Linked DNA regions of Homo sapiens: regions 1, 2 and 4 are each linked to region 3. Evidence: chromatin contacts called from ENCODE Hi-C or POLR2A ChIA-PET data. All regions are on one chromosome and are shown on one strand. Each heading gives the region's core, a stretch centred on a gene start or an enhancer-like site at or near the end of the contact. The rest is flanking DNA. Distances are from core to core; before and after follow the strand shown.

Region 1 (2,700 bases), core at 69-2,568, 4.5 Mb after region 3:
CTTCTTTCTTATTCAATTATAAGCAAGGAAAAATATTCTGAGACTTTACACAAATAGTGTCTCATACCACCTATGAGCCATCTATGCTCAACCCCTACTTCAAAGTTCACAATCTAAGTACTAGTCCTCTTTAACAGAACTCCTTTCCATCACTTTATCCCTACTAGAGAGTGAACAGTGGAAAGTTCCAACTTTTGCAACTCTAGAATGAGGTTATAAATCTAGAGGGAGGAGGAAAACCTGACAGTAGACGCTTGTTCTTTTCACTCCATTCAAGCTCCCATACAGCCTAAAACACTTAAGTTTCAACATGAGCTTCATACGTCCCTGTCCAAAACTTGCTTTCTCAAGCCTCACGCTTTCCAGCTGTAGCAAAGTTTATTTCTGAACAGATTAAATCAGTTGCTAAATAATCTGAAGTCCTCAAACAGAAGGCCATATGAGTATCAAACGAAAAAAACAACATTTGAATCAGCATAAATTCACATGGTATTATGGCATCATTACTAATACACTGAGCAGTATTATTTATTAACTTCAAGTATTAATTAACTTAAAGATGTGATTTTGGAGAAAAACACCAGTGGTGGTCTCTGATTACCAAAGTTAAACATTCTTAAGCACAATCCCTTAAAAAATCCTGCCAGGATCAATGATGTGTTTTTTCTGTTTTAAAGTATCCTGCCAAAAGCTGTGGGTGCTGTGACTTAGGGTCGCAAAAGTGTTGCTTATGTAGTCAGAAGACAGAACGTGCCCTACAAGGCGCTCACATGCCTTAGTAATAGAACGTATATTATCTTCCCAATCCTCTGGCGGCTGCAAATGTGCTCCTTCCACTTCCAGCCACCCCAGCCGTGTTCCAGCTCCGGGAGAAGCAAGGGCTTTAGAATTACCCCCAAATATCTTCCTAAATCCAGGCGAAGGAGGCCCACACTTCTCCACCCTACCTAACGCACCCCTCAAGTGAAACGTTTGGTCTAAGAAAAAAATACCTTGCACCGCTCCACCCAACAGGTGGGAAGGAGAAAGGAATGGACAGCTGAGCGCTGAATCCGAGCCAGGCCTCAAACAGGGCGGGAGAGGGAGGCCGCGGCCAGAGCGCGGCCTGAAACCCGGCAGGCCCCTTTCAGTACCAAGTACCACCCTCTGCCCCAGCTAATTTCAAGGAGCCCGCCCCAGCAGACCTTATGATGGATGCCACTTGATGCCATGAGCCGGAGCCTGTGACGACCTAGCCGAAGATGGCACTTCACCGCCTCCGTCCCCACAGCCAGCACAGCAGCCGCCACCCGCGCCACGGCCGCCTGGTCCAGGGCACGATGCGCATGCGTCAGTGTCCCTGGAGGCGAAAAAGTCACGTGGGTTCGCAGCGCGCAGGCCTGGCCCTCCCAGGGATCCTCGCTGCCCGTGCGGCCCCAGCCCCGCCCCCGCAGCCCCGCCCCGCCCCGCCGCGAGCGAGGGCGGGGACCGCTGCGCCTACCTGCCTTTCCCTCCATAGGGACTTCCCAAAGGAAAGGAGGGCGTTTAGGGGCTTTCACACGCCTGATCTTAAACACAGCGCCCTGACCCCTCCCCACCAAAAACGGCAAAATGTCATTTTTGGGGGCAAATCTAAGGTTTTCCCTACAATTGTTCAAGCTTTCACACTAAAACATTTACCTAAAAACGGGCAGAAATTCAGCCTTAAACCCACAAATCTCACGATGGTATAGACCCTGGGCCCACTCAGGTTTCCTGAAAACTAAACAGTTCTGGAGTTAGGGGTTTGGAGAACGGGCTATTGTTAAAGAAAAAAGTATTTAGTGACACTTGTTAAAGCACAAAAAGAGGGCTTTATTCAGGACCATCGCAACAGGTATAGGGACCACTGACTGCAATGGAGACTTGCAGTAGGGAAAGAGATATTGGGCTCAACTCCTCATACAGCATGGGCAAGTGGAGATTTATAGCCAAGGAGCGGTGGTAAGTGAATGTATAATTACTAAGAGGAAACATCAGGGTAAGGGGGATTTTGGCTAAACCCACCTAATAGGATTTTTGCTGAAGACAGGCCAAGATAATGAGGCATCACCTGGGGGATGGTGGAGACTGAAGAACCTGATCAGATATTGAGGATGATCAGCTATCAAGGATGGGGGTTTATTGCTAATCTGACTTAGCAAAGTTCTTTGCTTAAACTGGATTTTACAAAGAAAGTGTACAGAAGAGCCTAGCAGAAGATTCAGAAACCTGACTAAAGTTGGCCAAGCAAAAAAAAAAATCTTTGTATCTGAAGGGATATGTTATCCTCTGGACAAATTGAGGGGGACTGTGCGTTAACAATCTTAGCAGTCCTCTTCAGTTGTACCACCATCTCCACTTTAATAAAAAAAAATTTTCTTTCAAATCTGGCCTCTCTCCCTTTAAGATTCTGTTACATTGGTGCCCCCGCATTCACCTGTCACTTACCATGTAATCTGTTGTTCCAGGTGCATTAGTATTACTACTGGGCTCCAAGTTCCTCATCTGAAATCTGTCTCCTCTGGAAATACTTATTTACAAGACGACGTTTCTTGTCACAACGCAGGTTAATCATAAATCCTCTCACCAGCACCTTTCGTTCGAAATACCAAATTCAGTCTTTTTTCCTACCTTTTACTTGCATCACACTGCACCTAGTAGTAGCTTTCCCTTTCCATTTGCCTCTTCTACTTTCCAAGC
Region 2 (2,700 bases), core at 201-2,700, 4.7 Mb after region 3:
AGAATCGTCTAACAAATTATATAGCAAACTAATGAAGCCAACAAGACTAGAATGAGGAGTAGAACTAGGGTTAAATTTTCCCAGCACCTGCTTTAGTTCTTCGACGGCCTGGGTCCGGTTCTTATAGTCTTCCTGATCCAATAATCGTGAATGCAGCTCCTGAGGAATAATCCCAAATTTAAGATTGCTGTTGGAAAGAGTCACTGCACAGGGAAGGGGATCTTCAGGAAATCCAGAGGCTTCAAGTTCCAAATAATAAGGAACCTGACTTCCAAACTGGGACTCCAGGCGGCGATTGTAGTGTCTCCTCAGGGCAGAGGGCAGACGAGAAATGTAAGATTGAAACCTGTCTTGGCCAAGTCGCTCCCCAATTTGTTGAAGTGCGGAGAAAGCTGTCTCAGATTCTTCTTCTGTCTCCTGATCACCAAGCTTTCGGGCTAGGGATATTATCACCTCGGTGAGATCCAGACCAAGCAACAAGTCCTCAGTAGTAAGCAAGATGGGAAGCAGTAGTGCTGTGGAAGCTCTAAGTCGGGCATCGGTACTTTCCAGTCCTTGTTGTATAAGCGTTCTCAGCACCTCTCCAGGACTACGTTTCAGACATATATGAAGGATCTGCAGCGCATCTTTCCGCAGGGCTGGATTCTCTTCCCGTAACGAGACAACTAGTTGAGGCAAAAGTGCTAAGCTAAAGGCCTCTTCAAGCTGGCCTGCCTCCCCCTGACCCCGGAGAACGTCCGAGAGAAGTTGCAAGCAGAGCCGCTTCTCATCACTACCTCCTTCCACAAGCACTCGGCCCAGTGCCCGATACAAAGCTTCCTTGCGTCGGGGGAAGCCAAGTCGACCGCCCCGCCGCGGCAAAGCAGCTTGCAAAGCCTGGAAGGCCTCAGAAGGATCCCGGGCAGTGCGGAGGAGTTGAAGGAGCCGAGTGTCCTCTTCATCTCCCCCTGACAAACCGCCTCCAGACTCAGACCAGCTGCTTGAGACTGCCTCCGAGGGCATCAAGAGGGCCGAGGCCAGAGGCGAAGTTGTAGTGGGGCAGGAACCGTGGTCCCCCGCAGCTCCACGGAAGTAGTAGTTTTTCTCTCCTCTCATAATGCCCCCAACTCGACTATCATCGGTCTCTGGGGCGGAAGGACGACTGCGGCTCTGGAGCCGATAGGTAGAGAGGACTGGAAAGGGCGGCAGCAGAAGCAGCGCGGAGGGGGCAGCCGCCATGCAGGGTTGTCAGGTGGTGGTGGTTGGAAGAAACCATTGCCGTCTCCAAAGGGCTCGATGGAGCCCAGACTTCCAGATCCTCTCCAAGCCCCAAGCTGCAGAAGAGGCAAAAGAACAGCTTCAGCCTGCCGCCAGGCCGCCCCCAACTCCGGGAGGCAGCCTCTGGCAAAATGGCCCCCGTCTGAGCCCTAGACCCCACAGCTGCCACCGGGCGTAACCAAGGGCACCACGTGACCAAACCGATTGCTTCCATGGTGATGTACCCAGCGCGGACCTCTTGACCCGGAAATCCACTTGCCGTGATGAATGCTGGGTTATGTAGTCCACGTCAGGTGTTGAGACTAGGCCAAAGTCTCCTGGAAGAGGAAGTCAGAACGTTGTAAACGCAGCTACAGCGGAGAAGGGAGGAGGGGTGAAGCCATTTGACGGATGTGACGCTTTCCTTGCTCTGGGCGGAAGTTGCCCGCCCCACCCGTAAGAGTTAGGGTTTGACCGGAGCTAGTGAGGATCCAGCCCAGGCTCCAGTTGTCCGCGGTTCCTCCTCCTGTCGCTGCCCGTGTGATTACTGAGACTCAGGTATTTTCCTTTTGCTGTCCTCCAGCGGTGCAGGCTTTGGCAGTGTTTTGCCCGAATGCCACTGGTGCTAGAGTAAGAGGCAAAGGACTGAGCGGAGCAGGTGGAAAGAGAGGCGACATCTTCTTGTGCAGGGCTCGTCACCCTTGTAAACGCGTTACTCTCTACCACCCTGAGTAACTGCGATCCTTTCCTCTTGCCATCTGCTTATCAGGACAGAAGATCTGGACCACGGCCAAGCTCACAAATCGGGTATTTTTTTTCAATTCCTGGTCTTTGGGGCCTTTATTCGCCTCCCCCTTCTCCTTTTGTCGACTTCTCTTAACCCTCCGGCCGCAGAGGGTTAATTTTTTTTTGTTTTTGTTTGTTTGTTTTTGGCAACGTTTCCTTACCCTCATCACTTTGCGTTTTCTTTACAACGTACATAATATGGAAATAGGTCTGTTTTTTTCCCCCTGTAGCTAACCGCCTCTCCCTTAGACGTTATCAAAATCTTTCCTTCTAATGCAGTTCCTCTGTGGGACTCTCCCCTAACCTCCGCCCCCTCCGTCTGCCGCCCTAGCCTCCCTGCAGGATCCTCAAGCGTCTCTGCAGCCTTTCAGTCTCCTAGAGACAGAGATTGCGAAGACAATTTCACTTGCGGTGGAAGTTCTTGGCATCATGGTTCTAAGAGAATTCTGCCTTGTGGATTTAGGAATGATAGTAGACATTTATTTATTTTAGGCGAACTGAGAATTTTGTGTGCATTTTCTCCTCATAAGTGATACTTAAACGGACACAGTGGAAGAGCTGGAGTGTCTAGTGTGAGCCTGAATGCTTTGGAGTGTGGAAGAGATATTTTTTTTTTTTGAAGGAATAATACTATTACTTTTGAATGACTCGTGCGAAAAGTCTAAGTTATCATTTGAA
Region 3 (2,700 bases), core at 198-2,697:
AAAGTCTGGGGCTAAGTAGTGATCCTCTTCTAGGAAAAGTATAAGGCCAGCATAATCTCGAAGAATTTTCACTCTTTCCCACACAAAATGCAGCTTCCACCACCAGTGATGTTTGGTCTGGGAGAATTTGGCCTCTCTATAATGGCCGAAGGAGTCGGGATACTCAGCATTGATGCACCCCAATTTCAAAGCGGCATTCTTCGGCAGGTCTCTGGGACAATCTCTAGGGTCACTACCTGGAAACTCGTTAGGGTACAACTGAATGCTGAAAGGAAAGAACACCTGCAGAACCGGACAGAAATTCACCCCGGCGATCAGCTGATTGATCTCGGTCGACCAGAAGTCATGGCTAAAGATGACGAGGACGTTGTCAATTCCCTGGGCTTTTCGAAGTGAGTCCAGCAGCAGTCTGAGGTATTCGGGCCGGTTATGCACCTGGACCACCAGCACCAGCTCCCGGGGGGCCCAGGTGCCAGCCTTATCTACATTCCTCAGGGTCTGATCAAAGTTCAGCTGGTACACCAGGGACCGGTACCGCAGCGTCAGGTTGTCCGCCTCGGGCTGGGGGACCGCCGGGACCAGGGAAGCCGCCGACACGTTGGAGACCCTGCGGATGCCCACAGCCACAGAGGGGTGGTCCCCACCGCGGCCGCCGGCACCCCGCGCGGGTTCGGCGTCCAGCAACGGTGGGGCGAGGGCCTCGTTCTTCCTTTGTCGCCCATTGCTGCTCCAGAGGACGAAGCCGCAGGCGGCCACCACGAGCGTCAGGATTAGCACCTTCCGTTTGTAGATGCGGAACCTCATGGTCTCCAGGGCCGGGAGCGCAGGCGGGCGGGCGCGGAAAGGAGCAGCTGCTTCTGCACGGAAGGGGCGGGCGGGCGGCGGCCGTCGCCTTGGCCTGTCACGGTCGGAACTGGCCCCCGCGGCTGCCCTCGCTAACTCATCCCGGGCCCCGGGGGTCCTGGGGCCCGAGACCTCTCATTTACCCCGCGCCGCCTGCGCTCCACACATCCTCGCCTGGCAGCTACAGCTCGAGCATCGGCGCCGCCGCTAGGAGCCGCGGCTCGGCTTCGTCTCCGTCCTCTCCATTCAGCACCACGGGTCCCGGAAAAAGCTCAGCCGCGGTCCCAACCGCACCCTAGCTTCGTTACCTGCGCCTCCAGCGGCCCTGCGTCCTCTGCGCTCTCATCCTTACAGGGGCCCTAGACGGCCAGAACTGAGCGACGCGGCCTCGCCTCACTCCGGCGGGGACCGTTATGACAACCCGCAACTGCCCCGCGGCACACCGCGGCCCTCCGGCCCACACCCCTCCGGCCCGCCCCTTAGACCGTTGGTTGGTGCTTTCCAGACGCGACCGAAGGCGCCTGACCGCCGTGGCCGGCTGCCTATTGGTTTGCAGTACTGTCGCTCAGGTGCAGTTCCCACTTCCGCCTGTTTCTTCCCTTTCCTGTTAGGCGAGAGCTGCGAAAGGCGAGAGCTGCGAAGGGCCAGGTGTCGGGCGCTGTTTCTCGGTAAGCTAAGAACGAGGCTGTAGCGGCTCCAATAGGAGCCTCCCTTGCTCAGAATCCTGGGTAGGACTAGGCCTTCTTAGGAAAGGGAAGGCGAGACCTATGGCCCTCGCCGGCCTTAGTTCGAGAGCAGGCTTCTCCCTTCAGGAAAAAGGTCTCAGGCATGGCGGCTATAGAATCGCGGGGCGCGCCGGCTTGATAAGGACACGTCAGCCCTCGAGGCTGCTGACGGGTGACTGTGCTTCGGAGGGGAAAAGTGATACTACGCTGATGTGGTTCTCGTAGAAGGAACGGGGCGGGTCGTAACCGTAGCTACAACGTCGCGCGCTGCCCCAGCCATTCTCTAGAGCTGGAAAATGGAGGAGGTGGGTGGGGGGAAGGGGGTCAAAGAAACTCTGGTCCTTAACTTCCTTTTCGGAAGAAAATTAGATGAACCGCACTTTTCTTTTGGAGCAGTCACAATAAATTAAACTCATTTCGTACGGAAAACGGACTGTATTGGGCCTCCTAAAGCTGCTGCTGTCGGTTTTCGTGAGTCTTGTTCTATATGAGAAAAGAAGAATGGCTCGGAGCATTGTTAATTATTTGAGATGTGCAAAATTTGCCGGGCCCAGAGAGACAGCAGTATGGGACTTCAGACACCTCCCCACTTAATGCCTGGCATTTTATTCCTGACTAGCTGCTTCACCCATTATGTCCGCGTTCCTGGAATTTGTCATGAAAAGAATGATGTATAGCCAATCAATCGCTTGTGTTATTTTAATGTAAATTCTTGGTAGACAATTTAGGAACTGCCATTTTTTCCTCTAAAAACCCACTTGCAACTGCTGCTACTCAGGGCATTTTGAATCTGTGCTCTGGGTTGCAATCCTCAAACTTGCCCCAAATAAACATTCTACTTATATGAATTGTGCCTCAGTTCTTTTTTTTTTTTGAGACGTAATTCCGCTGTTGTTGCCCAGGCTGGAGTGCAATGGTGCGATCTCGGCTCACGGCAACCTCCGCCCCTCCCCACCCCGCCCAAGCGATTCTCCTTACAGGTATGCACCACCACCACGCCAGGCTAATTTTGTATTTTTAGTAGAGACGGGGTTTCTCCATGTTGGTCAGGCTGGTCTCGAACTCCGGACCTCAGGTGATCCGCCCTTCTCGGCCTCCCAAAGTGCTGGGATTACAAGCATGAGCCACCGTG
Region 4 (2,700 bases), core at 4-2,503, 3.5 Mb before region 3:
GGCACTAATTGGGGCAGAAAATCCAGCCTGTATTCTACTTGACAAGCCATCAACTCCAACACCGCTCTGTATCTGCCCACAGGAAGCAATGCCTTTTTTCAAATTCCTACAAAGGCCCTGTACAAACTTCAGATAGTCTTGATTTAAATAATGACAGAGTAATAATGTCTGACAGGTTACATCTCAGGAGCAAGAAAAATTGCCCTACCAATCTGATTCCACCAGAGAGTAAAAGAAATAGTGAAGACTGTCTATTCTTAAAATGAAAACACTGAGGTTGGAGATGGTTTTTCTCTGGATTCTCAACATAGGGTGATGTGCTTACAAAATAATTTTTTTTAAATAAAAAAGACCCACATAAGGGAGCCTCTGTATTCAACTTGATCCCAGAATATGAGTTACAGAATCAGAGATGCATAAAAATCTGGAAGAAACCTTAAAGTTCATAGAATTCCATTGCTAGAAGGAACTTTAGATATCATCTGGTCCAAGAATCTTAATTTTACAGATGAGGAAACCAAAAAGATCAGGAAGATTATGTGATTTGCCTGTGGATGGTTAGCAAAGCTAAATCTAGAACCTGGTTGTTTTCTACCTCTCAATCGAACACTCTTTACCACAGCTGGTTGGACTTGACATCATTATAATCAACTAAGACTGATTGCGCACCCACTGTGTGGGAGAGGCTGACATGGACTTGGTTTCCATCAAGGGCCTAGCAATGAGGTTGAGAAAACAGGAAATCCAAGCATCAAAAGATAAGTAATAATATGAGATGGCATATGAAGCAAGGTTTAGATTCCAGTTTCCCAGTGGGAGTGGTGACACCAAGGTGAGTGATGGGTGTGGGGTGGAGTGCCCTCGTATCCACCCACCTATGCGTCCTGGTTCTGTCTGGAGGCACCAGGGCCAGGTGACAAAACGTCCAGGCGAGGCCGCAGTAGGGCCTAAGGTCAAAAAGAGCAATGCTGAATCCTACATCCTGGGGCCCTCCTAACACGTAGCTTAAGGCTCTGGGCTCATGACCCACATTGTAAGGATGAGTGGGGTAAAGCCTATCCACATCTGGGCTGTGAATTCCAGAAGCGGGGGACCGAGGCAGCTGTGCATGAAGACCGCAAGGAAGGAGGAAGGGAGCCGAGGAGGCCCAAGAGCGGCGGGCGACCTGACACCACCCTGCCCTCCCAGCCAGAGGGGCAGGGGGGAACCCCGCGCGCGGCGCCGGTGCAGCCCGGGCTTCCGGGGCGGCGCACGCGGCCGGGGGGCGGGGCGGGGGCCGAAGCACCGCCTACGTCGGGCTGCGTGACAATGGGGCCGGCGGCAGAACGCAGCTGCGGCGGCTGCGGGTCTCGTGGGGGCGGAGCGGTCGCCGCTGCCGCCGCAGCTCGGGTCGGGATTTGAAAGATTAGAAACTTCGGGTGGAGAGGGCGGCGGCGTTGAATGTGTGGCGGAAGCGCTGGGGGTCACGGCTCCGCGCGCCGCCGGACAGCCGGCGGCGTCTCCACAGCATGAATTACCCGGGCCGCGGGTCCCCACGGAGCCCCGAGCATAACGGCCGAGGCGGCGGCGGCGGCGCCTGGGAGCTGGGCTCAGACGCGAGGCCAGCGTTCGGCGGCGGCGTCTGCTGCTTCGAGCACCTGCCCGGCGGGGACCCGGACGACGGCGACGTGCCCCTGGCCCTGCTGCGCGGGGAACCCGGGCTGCATTTGGCGCCGGGCACCGACGACCACAACCACCACCTCGCGCTGGACCCCTGCCTCAGTGACGAGAACTATGACTTCAGCTCCGCCGAGTCGGGCTCCTCGCTGCGCTACTACAGCGAGGGTGAGAGCGGCGGCGGCGGCAGCTCCTTGTCGCTGCACCCGCCGCAGCAGCCTCCGCTGGTCCCGACGAACTCGGGGGGCGGCGGCGCGACAGGAGGGTCCCCCGGGGAAAGGAAACGTACCCGGCTTGGCGGCCCGGCGGCCCGGCACCGCTATGAGGTAGTGACGGAGCTGGGCCCGGAGGAGGTACGCTGGTTCTACAAGGAGGACAAGAAGACCTGGAAGCCCTTCATCGGCTACGACTCGCTCCGCATCGAGCTCGCCTTCCGGACCCTGCTGCAGACCACGGGTGCCCGGCCCCAGGGCGGGGACCGGGACGGCGACCATGTGTGCTCCCCCACGGGCCCAGCCTCCAGTTCCGGAGAAGATGACGATGAGGACCGCGCCTGCGGCTTCTGCCAGAGTACGACGGGGCACGAGCCGGAGATGGTGGAGCTTGTGAACATCGAGCCTGTGTGCGTGCGGGGCGGCCTCTACGAGGTGGATGTGACCCAAGGAGAGTGCTACCCGGTGTACTGGAACCGTGAGTAGCGGGCCGGGGTTAGGGCAGGACGGGCTGCCCCTGCATGGGCCGATGCGCACCGGTGTGGGTTTGGGACTGGTCGCCGCGAAGAGGGAGGCGCGTGAGGCCTGGCGTTTGGCTGGGGCAGGATGGAGATTGAGCAGGGAGCGTCGGCAGCTGAAGGGTAAACGAGCAGATGGCAAAACCCAAGCTGCCTGGGGTCAGGAGGACTGGATACCTTCGGGGGTAGCGCCTCCTGGGTGAGCCGGGTGCTGCTGCCATCCCCTGGAAGTGATCCAGGACCGGATCCGCAGCCCGAGGTTTAATTTCGTGATCCTACCAGCTTTGTCCACCTGGGGATCTGGTTCTGTCTCA

The links. Hi-C counts contacts between places; a loop is a spot of excess contacts on that map. ChIA-PET counts read pairs that join two places held with the same protein, here RNA polymerase II (POLR2A). Pooled maps may share reads with other maps.
Region 1: a loop to region 3 is called in a pooled map, with 8 times the contacts of the local background. The contact joins the promoter of PRPF39 here to the promoter of RPL36AL in region 3. A Hi-C loop is called at or near these places in 6 of 50 pooled maps.
Region 2: a pooled map shows a loop between it and region 3 (10-fold over the local background). The contact joins the promoter of TOGARAM1 here to the promoter of RPL36AL in region 3. A Hi-C loop is called at or near these places in 10 of 50 pooled maps.
Region 4: a loop to region 3 is called in a pooled map, with 7 times the contacts of the local background. The contact joins the promoter of DDHD1-DT here to the promoter of RPL36AL in region 3. A Hi-C loop is called at or near these places in 1 of 168 maps with a recorded cell type or tissue (ascending aorta) and 9 of 50 pooled maps. POLR2A ChIA-PET finds 5 or more read pairs at or near these places in 1 of 52 experiments (OCI-LY7).

Annotation. Positions count from the first base shown.
Region 1 is chr14:45,082,734-45,085,433 of GRCh38, reverse strand. It overlaps PRPF39 (pre-mRNA processing factor 39), which reads right to left and starts at 1,318. Exons shown (of 14, transcript NM_017922.4): 1 at 1,185-1,318. It overlaps PRPF39-DT (PRPF39 divergent transcript), which reads left to right and starts at 1,408. Exons shown (of 2, transcript NR_184211.1): 1 at 1,408-1,962; 2 at 2,047-2,386. RefSeq lists a silencer at 1,324-1,613.
Region 2 is chr14:44,960,940-44,963,639 of GRCh38, reverse strand. It overlaps TOGARAM1 (TOG array regulator of axonemal microtubules 1), which reads right to left and starts at 1,450. Exons shown (of 20, transcript NM_001308120.2): 1 at 1-1,450. The coding sequence starts at 1,218. It overlaps KLHL28 (kelch like family member 28), which reads left to right and starts at 1,693. Exons shown (of 5, transcript NM_017658.5): 1 at 1,693-1,794. RefSeq lists enhancers at 993-1,507, 1,157-1,966, 1,508-2,022, 2,537-2,626.
Region 3 is chr14:49,619,373-49,622,072 of GRCh38, reverse strand. RPL36AL (ribosomal protein L36a like) reads left to right here and starts at 1,447. Exons shown (of 2, transcript NM_001001.5): 1 at 1,447-1,511. It overlaps MGAT2 (alpha-1,6-mannosyl-glycoprotein 2-beta-N-acetylglucosaminyltransferase), which reads right to left and starts at 1,274. Exons shown (of 1, transcript NM_002408.4): 1 at 1-1,274. The coding sequence starts at 804. RefSeq lists silencers at 783-892, 1,193-1,402 and enhancers at 624-1,174, 1,563-1,672.
Region 4 is chr14:53,151,907-53,154,606 of GRCh38, reverse strand. It overlaps DDHD1-DT (DDHD1 divergent transcript), which reads right to left and starts at 1,253. Exons shown (of 3, transcript NR_110062.1): 1 at 876-1,253. DDHD1 (DDHD domain containing 1) reads left to right here and starts at 1,284. Exons shown (of 13, transcript NM_001160148.2): 1 at 1,284-2,346. The coding sequence starts at 1,509. RefSeq lists a silencer at 1,109-1,438 and enhancers at 2,259-2,458, 2,479-2,528.